2 separate regions of the Homo sapiens genome follow, and region 1 is linked to region 2. A link is an interaction called in ENCODE POLR2A ChIA-PET data of the cell type or tissue named here. Cell type or tissue: PC-9. All regions are shown on one strand. Each heading gives the region's core, and the rest is flanking DNA. Links, peaks and the distances in the headings are about the cores only. Region 1 overlaps LOC105373578 (a long non-coding RNA gene). Region 2 overlaps LOC107985940 (a long non-coding RNA gene).

Region 1 (4,398 bases), core at 201-4,200, 130 kb after region 2:
GCCCAAGGCATCCACATACTTGTGCGTAGTGTCCAGCAATCAGCTGACCAAGCTCTGCACGTGATTGTGCTGCACACTCAAGTTGAGAGCCACCTATGTAGACAAAGCAGGACCAACAGTAAATATCAGTTTCTTGGAAACCATCCCAAATAATCTGAGATCAGTAATCTAGGAGTAGTGTCGTTTCTCTTCCTCTGACAACATTGCAAGGCAGCCTCCCCTCTCTTTCCTCTTAGCTCTACTACTAGGTTTTGAGTTTGGACAAGACAGCTCCCCTCTCCAAGCTTCCAAGTTTTTAGCCACAAAGTAGGAGCTGGGCTACCAATCATGAGCATGTTGCCAGAGTCTCTTGTAGACTGTAAAGTCAGTGAATCTGAATAGATCTCCCTTAAAATCTATGACATGTCTTCAGCTTCACTTATTCACATTAAAATCTCACTGATTAGTGTCATAAATTTTCTCTTTGAGCACACATATACCCCTGGGTGGGATAAGGGTCAAAGAGCTGCATGGGACAGCACTTCTCAAATGCTGACATGCACATGAATGGGGGTCTTGCTAACGTGCACATTCTGATACAGGAAGTCTGGGGTGGGGCCTGAGAGTCTGCATTCATAGCAACCTCCCGGGTTATGCCAGGCTGCTGGTCTGGGAGCAGACTTCGATAGCAAGTGTCTGTGGTGGCAATAAGTTTGATCAGATTGCTTCCTTTTGAAGACCTTTGATAAATCTGAGAGGAAAACAGTGTTTTATGGAGGCAGAGAAAAGAGGAGGAATTAATTGATAGCAGGGTACACAAAAGTGTATCTTTTGTTAGGTAATCAGTGAACTGTGACTATTCATAAGAGAGAGCAGTGGGGACTGTAGCAAACTGGAGAGAATGGGCCTCAGTGACGGAGTGGGTGCCACTCAGCTCTAGTACCTTGGCACCATGAAGCCACATGACCCCTAGTGCCAGATCTTCCAGCTTTTTGAGATAATCCAGTCACTGAATTCTATGAACTTTTTTGATTTTTATATGTCAATTACTTCACATCAAACTAACTGGCCAACTAAAAACCAACTAGTATCATGTGAGCCAAACAGAACGTGTATGAAGAACAAATGGTGTGTGAGTGAACAAATTCTAGATGGGAAAGAAGTCCTTCCTGGGCCCTGGAGGTTACAAGGGTAGGGAGAGGACACTTCCTGAGTATAATAGGGGTTGGGTAATAAAAAGAAAGTGGGAGGCCTTGGAAGACCAACATGGCTACTTCCAAAGATGTTGCCTACTTACTCCGTCTCTCCCTCCTAGAGATGCTGCAGAATTTCTCCCTCTGGAGCTTGAGGTAGGAGGAAATAAAGAACAAGGGGCTCACAGCTGAATCTGGATTATGAGTGAAGTGTTTCTACTCAGGGGTAGGGAGGGGACCCAGGCCCCCTGTCTCCCTTGTGGTAGCACTGCTGTCCAGTGACCCTTGGGGAGTGTTTTCTCTATCCATCTGCTGAACTGGCTCTTTGCTCTTCATGGGAGGCTCTGTGGACACAGGATGTTTAGGTCCCTGTAGGTAGCCTTGTGGATGGTAAGATTCCAGAGAGTATCCCTGAGGGCAAGTTGGATACAATGAGTTGGAGAGACTTCATCTAGTCCACTCTCATTTTGTGACAATCTGAATCTCACTGAAGGTCTAGATGGAAACCAAATTCTGGAGGTCAGGTTTTGGCGTCCCCTTCAACTTCACCTCTAGGTTATCAGGAGAACTAAATGTGAGCATGTGTGAAACATGCTTTGTAAACTATAAAGCACCACAAATATGTCAGTGATTGTTAGGAGGTAGCAGGAAGTCAGCAAGCTCAGTTAGTATCCCAGCTCTTACTAACTCTGTAAACATAGTCAAGTGACTTAACTTTGCCAGACTTGTCTCTCCACCTGTAAAATGGGGTGCATAAAGCCTATCTTACCTCTGTGAAGATTAAATGAAATAGTGCATATAAACTACTCAGTATTTCATCTGACCCAAAATAGCTGCTGCTCAATAAACAGTAGCTAATATTATAGTTATTTCTAATATATATAAATACTTCATTTCATTTATACTTTTAAATGCTTTTTAAAATTATGCAAGTGCTTTTCAAGTCAAAAATCAGAAAATTCTGATGAAAAGAAAATAAAAATCAGTTATGATCCCCATATCTGGAAGTTAGTCACTGATACCAACTCCGGACACTTTTCTAGACTTTTGTATACACATTCTACTGTAAAGATATAATTACAGTGTTTTACAACTTGACTTAGCAACATATTACGAGAAAAATTCCACATCAATAATTATATTTTATGTCATTTAAAAGAACTGCAGACTCTCCCACTTCTGGGGAGATGGAGTAGATAAAATTTTCCTTATTCCTTCCTCTGAGTACAACTAGAAACCTTGAATATTATATATAAAACACGTATAAGAAGACTGAAAAATGGATAGAAAAAGGCAGACTGGATAGAGGCTTCAGGACCTAAACAATGACTCACTGATGAGTTTCCTGGTTACTCTGTTGTTGTTGTTGTTCTAACCTTATATATCCCAATGTTAGAGCTGAAGAAGCTGAGAACCTGGAAACTCCAAGAGGCACAGACCGAAAAATAAATAAATAAACAAACAAACAAACAAATAAATAAAGGCTTTCTAGTAAAGTTTCAGTAAAGGGGAAGCCTAGCAAGGTAGAATATATTTACACGATAATTATTACACTCTGGCCAAACGCCACAGGATAAACTGTGGACCAGTCCTACACATGCTAGCAAAGCCTGTCATGAGGTGCTTCAACACCCACACACAGGAGCAGTGTTAGAGAAGGCCAAATAGGGAGCCAAGACTCTCAGCTCTGCCTGATATCAAGTTCTCCTTGCACCCCAACATCACGATGTTAGTGGGGAGCAAAAACTCACCCTGCCCAGCAGTAAGGATGAGATTCCTTCCATGGGGAGTGGCTGAGTGGGGAGCTTGGACTTCTACCATCACGGAAAATAATGAAGTAGTATCTCTCCTCTTCCTGCTGGAGTGATGTCAGACAAAGCTAACTATAATAGAAGACTTAAATAAGATCTAGAGGTTCTTAACGATATAAAAATATGCAGGTTTCAAACAAAGATCACTTGTCATACCAAGAACCAGGTAGGTCTCAAACTAATGAAAAGACCATCAATAGAGGTGAACACAGAAATGGCAGAGATGTAAGAATAATTTGACAAGCATTTTAAAGTAGTCTTCATAAAAATGCTTCCATGAGCAATTATGAACACCCTGGAAGCCAATTTAAAAATAGCAAGCCTCAGAAAAGAAACAGGAGATCTCAGCAAAGGAATAGAGGATATGAAGAAGAACCAAATGAGAGTTTTAGAACTGAAAAATACAATAACCAGAATAAGAAGCTCAGTGGATGAGCTCCACAGCAGAATGGAGGAAACAAAGGAAAGAATCAGTGAAGTCAAAGAAAGAACAATTGCAATTTTACCAAATTTAAGCAGCAGAAAGAAAATAGACTGAAAAAAAAAGAATAGAGGCTCAGAGACCATGAACTGTAACAAAAGATCTAATGTTGTGTTACTAAAATCTTGAAGGAAGAAAAAAAGGGTGAGGCTGAAAAAGTACTTGAAAAAATAATGGCTAAAAATTTCCAAGCTTTGGCAAGAAACAGAAACCAACAGATTCAAGAAGTGGAGCAAATCTCCAACAGGATAAACCAAAGAAATCTACACCAAGGTATGTCATAATTAAGCTTCTAAAAACTAAAAACAAAGAAAAAATCTTGCAAGCAGCCATAAAAAAAAGAAAATAAAAAGATGCCTTGCTTCCAAGAAAAAAACAATTAGAATGGCAACAGATTTCTCATCAGAAACCTTGAAGGCCAGAAGAAAGTGGCACGGTATTTTTCATGTGCTGCAAGAAGAAATCAAGACATTCGAGATGAAGGAAAGCTAAGTGAACTTGTTGCCAGCAGATCTACCCTAAAAGAGTAGCTAAAGGAAATGCTGCAAACAGAAAGGTCATGATAAAAGAAGGAACCTCAGAACATTAGGAAAGAAGAAAGAATAGGATAAGCAAAAATAGAGGTAAATACAATAGGTTTTCTTTGTCTTGAGTTTTCCAAATTATGTTTGATGATGGAAGAAAAATTGTAACACTATCTGATGTGGTTCTAAATGTCATGGAAAAATATTCAAGATAATTATTTTATAAATGGGTGGAGGGTATAGAGGTTAAGTGAAGGTAAGATTTTTATATTTCACCCAAACTGGTAAAATGTTATCACTAGTAGACTGTGATAAGTTATGGATATATAATACAGCAATCAGTACAAATCTATACAAGGAAATATACTCAGAAACATAGATAAATCAAAGTGGAAGTCTATAGTGTTCAA
Region 2 (4,398 bases), core at 221-4,220:
ACGAAATAAAAATGCTAGATTATGTATTAAAATTACAGGTGCTGCAGGAATTCAGAAAGTAGAAAGATCCTTGTGGTCAATAGGTAACCAAGAAAACCTTCAAAGTAAAAATGAGGTTCAAAGTTGGGCCCTGAGGGAATTTAAGACTGGGATTTTTGGAGAAGGGGGCTTTCCAGATTTAAGAGGATCTTCCAAAGAGCAGGGCTTTCCAAATGCACACAGATGAACTATTCTGCTTGAGGATGAAGTTTTCACTGCTCCATGACTACTAACAAAACTAAAGGGCAATGTAGTCAGTATGTCCAATAACTAAATCAAAGCAATTAAAGGACTACCCCTTATTCTGAGACAGTGTCCTTCCTTGTTTTAGTGTTAAAACATCCTTTTATAAATGATAGTGGTAGTAGATAATAGTTGTTTTCTTCTTATTATTTTTTTAGACGGTGTCTCTCTGTCGCCCAGGCTGGAGGACAGTAGAGTGAAAGTGCAACCTCCGCCTCCCGGATTCAAGCAATTCTCCTGCCTCAGCCTCCCAAGTAGCTGGGATTACAGGCGCCTGCCACCATGCCCAGCTAATTTTTGTATTTTTAGTAAAGATGGGGTTTCACCATGTTGGTCAGGATGCTTTGAACTCTGACCTCAAGTGATCTGCCTGCCTCGGCCTCCCGAAGTGCTAGGAGTACAGGCGTGAGCCAGATGTTTTCATTTTGAAGTGATGGCATCAAATTTGTCTTCCATATGATGGTCTCTCTTGTTCTCTCTTTCTCTTCCTTTGAGATTTTGCTGGCCAATGAAATCTAAAGATCTGTGGACTACCAGGTAGGCGAGTATTTCTAAAATGTTTCCTTCATTGTAGCCTTTATCCATGTACACCAAGAAGTCAAGCACAGCTTTCTAGCAAGAGAAAGAACCATTTAATTTTAGAATTTTGTTTTGCTGTTCTTGTGATACTGTCATGGTAGTAAATGCTGGTCAGGCTTAGCTGTGATGTTGATAGAGTCAAGCTTAATATGCCAGACCTAGGATGTGTTTCAGGCCTTTCGGTGATATAGCATCCTAGAAAACAACATCTGCTCCGTTTTCAACTTTTACTTGGTTTCCAACCTACATTCCACGTTGGCAGCAGATCAGCTGCTAAACTGTTTACCAAAGTCCTTGCTTTGTAGAGATTAAATAAACGATTTCATAATTCTCTCTCATTCCATTGATGTAGAGTGACTAGATCATTAGATTTGCAGTATAAGCATGCCAAGTTTCTTTCTCAGAAGCCAATCTTGGGCATTCAAAGTACTGCTTGCCTCCTGGACACAGGGTATTCCCGCCCCTCTAAGCCACCAGGTATATACTCGTTTCCCTCTGGAGGAAACTATGAGGACACAGTGTTTTAGAACAAAACGTTATGGTCTTCCATTTCCACAGTTGCCCTTCTATCTCCTGGTCTCTTACTAAGGAGTACAGGGGAACTTTTCATTATGGTAATAGGGCTTGTGCTCTGAGAAGAGATAATGAGCTTTCTATATTTTTAATTGGCAAATTGTATATGCGTTTTTATTAGCTCACTATGATCGCTGAGCTGATATGGGGAAAAAAATGGAAACACAAACTCTGATTACATTTATTTCAACCGAGAGATGAAGGAAACAAAGGTCCAGATTGGGTACTAACTGGCTCAAGGTCACCTAGCTAGTTAGCTGAAGTACAAGGACTTGAAGTTGATCTAATGTTCTCTCTCCTACCTCCCTCCAATACCCCATCGGAATTGAAATCATTGCAATAGCCACTGCCAAGTACTTAACAATGGATATTTGATCGTGGTCCTTTAGGTCTGTACCAGGGTGGTTTTCAGTTTTTTACTTCATCAGCACAGGAAGGCAAGGACATCGCACTGACTCTCATATTTCATCCTTAGCTCTCGATTCCCTTGGTTTTACATTTCTGACTCTTCCTTCAGTTTCTTGTAGGGCTTTATGATTTAATTTAATTTCAGCTTATGGCTGGCTTTGGTACCCAGAAGAGTGGTAATTTGTCCTTTAAATTATTCACCCAGGGGAGTCGGTGTTCTTAGAAAACGAGGCGGGGAGAACCTATAAGCTTCATCCCAGCAGAGGGACATATGACACACACTGATGCCTCACTCACTTGTTCTTCTCCCACAATACCTTATCTCCCATGTTCAGCCTTGGTTCCTATAATACCTTGTATTTCTGCAGAGCTTTTCACATTAACAAATAAAGCAATTTACAGCATATTTATACACTGACTAGTGACTAATTATACACCTGCAAGCACTGCAATCATTCCAGACAAGCAACATTCCTCTACATTAGCTTCCCTGTAGGAAGGTGTCTTAGAGCTATTTGCAGAGAGAATTTGGGGCAACAGTCAGTCTCGGCTCTGACACTCAATTGTTGAATGTGGGGGCAGTTATATAATCTAGGATGCACCTCTAGACATTTTAGCTCGGAGCTGAGCTAGGGGCTAGAAAGATTACGAAAGAAAAGAAAGAGTGGATGAATCTGACCCTAGTAGAACTCACTAAAATTGTTGATAAAACCAGGCAAGGCCAGGCACAGTGGCTCACGCATTTAATCCCAGCACTTTGGGAGGCCGAGGCGGGCAGATAATGAGGTCAGGAGATCGAGACCATCCTAGCCAACATGGTGAAATCCCATCTCTACTAATAATACAAAAATTAGCTAGGAGTGGTATCATGTGCCTGTAGTTCTAGCTACTTGGGAGGCCGAGGCAGGAGAATTGCTTGAACCAGGGAGTCAGAGGTTGCAGTGAGCCAAGATTGCACCACTGCACTCCAGCCTGGTGACAGAGCGAGACTCCGTCTAAAACACAAACAAAAAACCAAAAACCAGGCAGAAACATATGCAACAACTCACAAAGAAAACGACATTACAAAATCACCTGCCAGGGTGTTTGGTATGTTTTAGGTGGAACTGAAGCACGGAATGGAGGAGACTATTGCAGTTGTCAATTAAAAAGATAAGAGATGAATATTGGTAAGAGCTACCATTTAATGAGTGCCTACTATGTATTTATATTTCCTCAATACCACTGTCATTTAATCCCCTCATAATCTCCAATTATCACATAAAATTAATTGAAGTTCAAAGATGTAAAATAATGTTCTCAAGATTAAACAGATATTAAGGGAGAGCAGGAATTAAAACCCAGGTCTGTCTGACTCTTAACCACTCCATTATACCCTCTTCAGCCTAAGAAAGGGATGGCAAGCATTAACAAGATGCGAATATCTAGTGTGTAAAAGTGGATTGTACAGAGAGAATAAGAAAAGGATTAGTAGAATCCATTTAAAGGGGTGCTAAGAAAAGAAATTAAATATTTTCAAAGTTTAAGTTTTGGCAATACAGTGGGGTGGAAGCAATGGAGGAGCTCCTAAGAAACTAATATGGGCTCAGAGGATGTTCTCTGATGAATTTAAACAGAAAATAGACAAGTAATCACATTTAAAGATAAAGTAGCAATATAAGCCTGTAAGAATATTAGATGCTAATGTCCAGAATGTAAGTGAGCTATATGAAGAATGCTAAGTTAGTAAAAGGAAGCCTACACTTCTACGGAGAAGGGAGAACAAGTAACAAATATCTTTACTGCATGGAGCCTAGGCTCTGTTTGTTGGGCTCTGCTAATCCTAGTGTGGAGGCTTTAAAACTTGTCCGCAAATGTTCTCACTCTCCTCTCACTGAAAGGTGGAGTCCAGATCTCCTCTTTTCTCCTCTCTGGGATAATCTCAGTGACTGGTTGGCCAACACAGTATGGCAGAAGTGCCCATGTGTAACTTAAGAGGTGATACAGCTGCTACCTGGTTTGATACAAAGCAATGAATAACTGAAACACCTGGTGAGAATGTCAGAGCAGAGAAAAGCACACATTTGCTGATGTGAGGCATTTACTCCTGGGAGACCGAAGAACAAATTCAAAGTGTGATAAGTATCAGGTCTAAGGAGTGAAGTAAGGATGAAAGATGAAAGTAAGTATTAAGGTCAGGCTGGAAACAGGTTAGGCTGTGGAGTGCAAGCATTCATGACTGCACACTACAAACAATACCAGTGTAATTGGGTCAGGACTGATGTGATGAGCCATACAGGGCGCATTTTTATGTGTGACACAGAAATATTCCCAAGGTCAAAGGAGCCTGGTAGTCCTAGACACTCACAATGTTAACAGATAACAGGAGGAAAGGAGAACTCCCTAACCGCTTTAATTCCTATTTTCTCTCCAGATGAACAATTGTCACATAGAGAAGGGCAACATTAACACTGGTTTTTAAAAAATAAGGTAGGTGAGGAATCTATAAGTAAGCACTGGCTACTGAAGCTGTGTGTAAGTCTCACAACCTAGATGAGTTACGTTTCTCAGACACTA

The links. Peaks named below come from ENCODE experiments on the same cell type or tissue, not always from the same donor. Only the 100,000 strongest peaks of a DNase experiment are listed, where the experiment ranks them.
Region 1: POLR2A ChIA-PET joins it to region 2 with 6 read pairs; 2 of 35 experiments call an interaction of 5 or more read pairs at or near these places.

Annotation. Positions count from the first base shown.
Region 1 is chr2:118,208,083-118,212,480 of GRCh38, forward strand. It overlaps LOC105373578 (a long non-coding RNA gene), which reads right to left. Exons shown (of 5, transcript XR_923249.3): 2 at 20-93. Among named protein-coding and RNA genes, the nearest start is that of THORLNC, 24 kb to the left of the region's middle. In PC-9, for the core only: no CTCF peak of the experiment used is centred there; DNase peaks (open chromatin) are centred at 1,859 and 2,529.
Region 2 is chr2:118,076,639-118,081,036 of GRCh38, forward strand. All of the region lies in intron 1 of LOC107985940 (a long non-coding RNA gene), which reads right to left. Among named protein-coding and RNA genes, the nearest start is that of INSIG2, 9.6 kb to the right of the region's middle. In PC-9, for the core only: no CTCF peak of the experiment used is centred there; DNase peaks (open chromatin) are centred at 1,213, 2,313, 2,883 and 3,983; H3K4me3 peaks cover 1,781 bases; H3K27ac peaks cover 4,000 bases.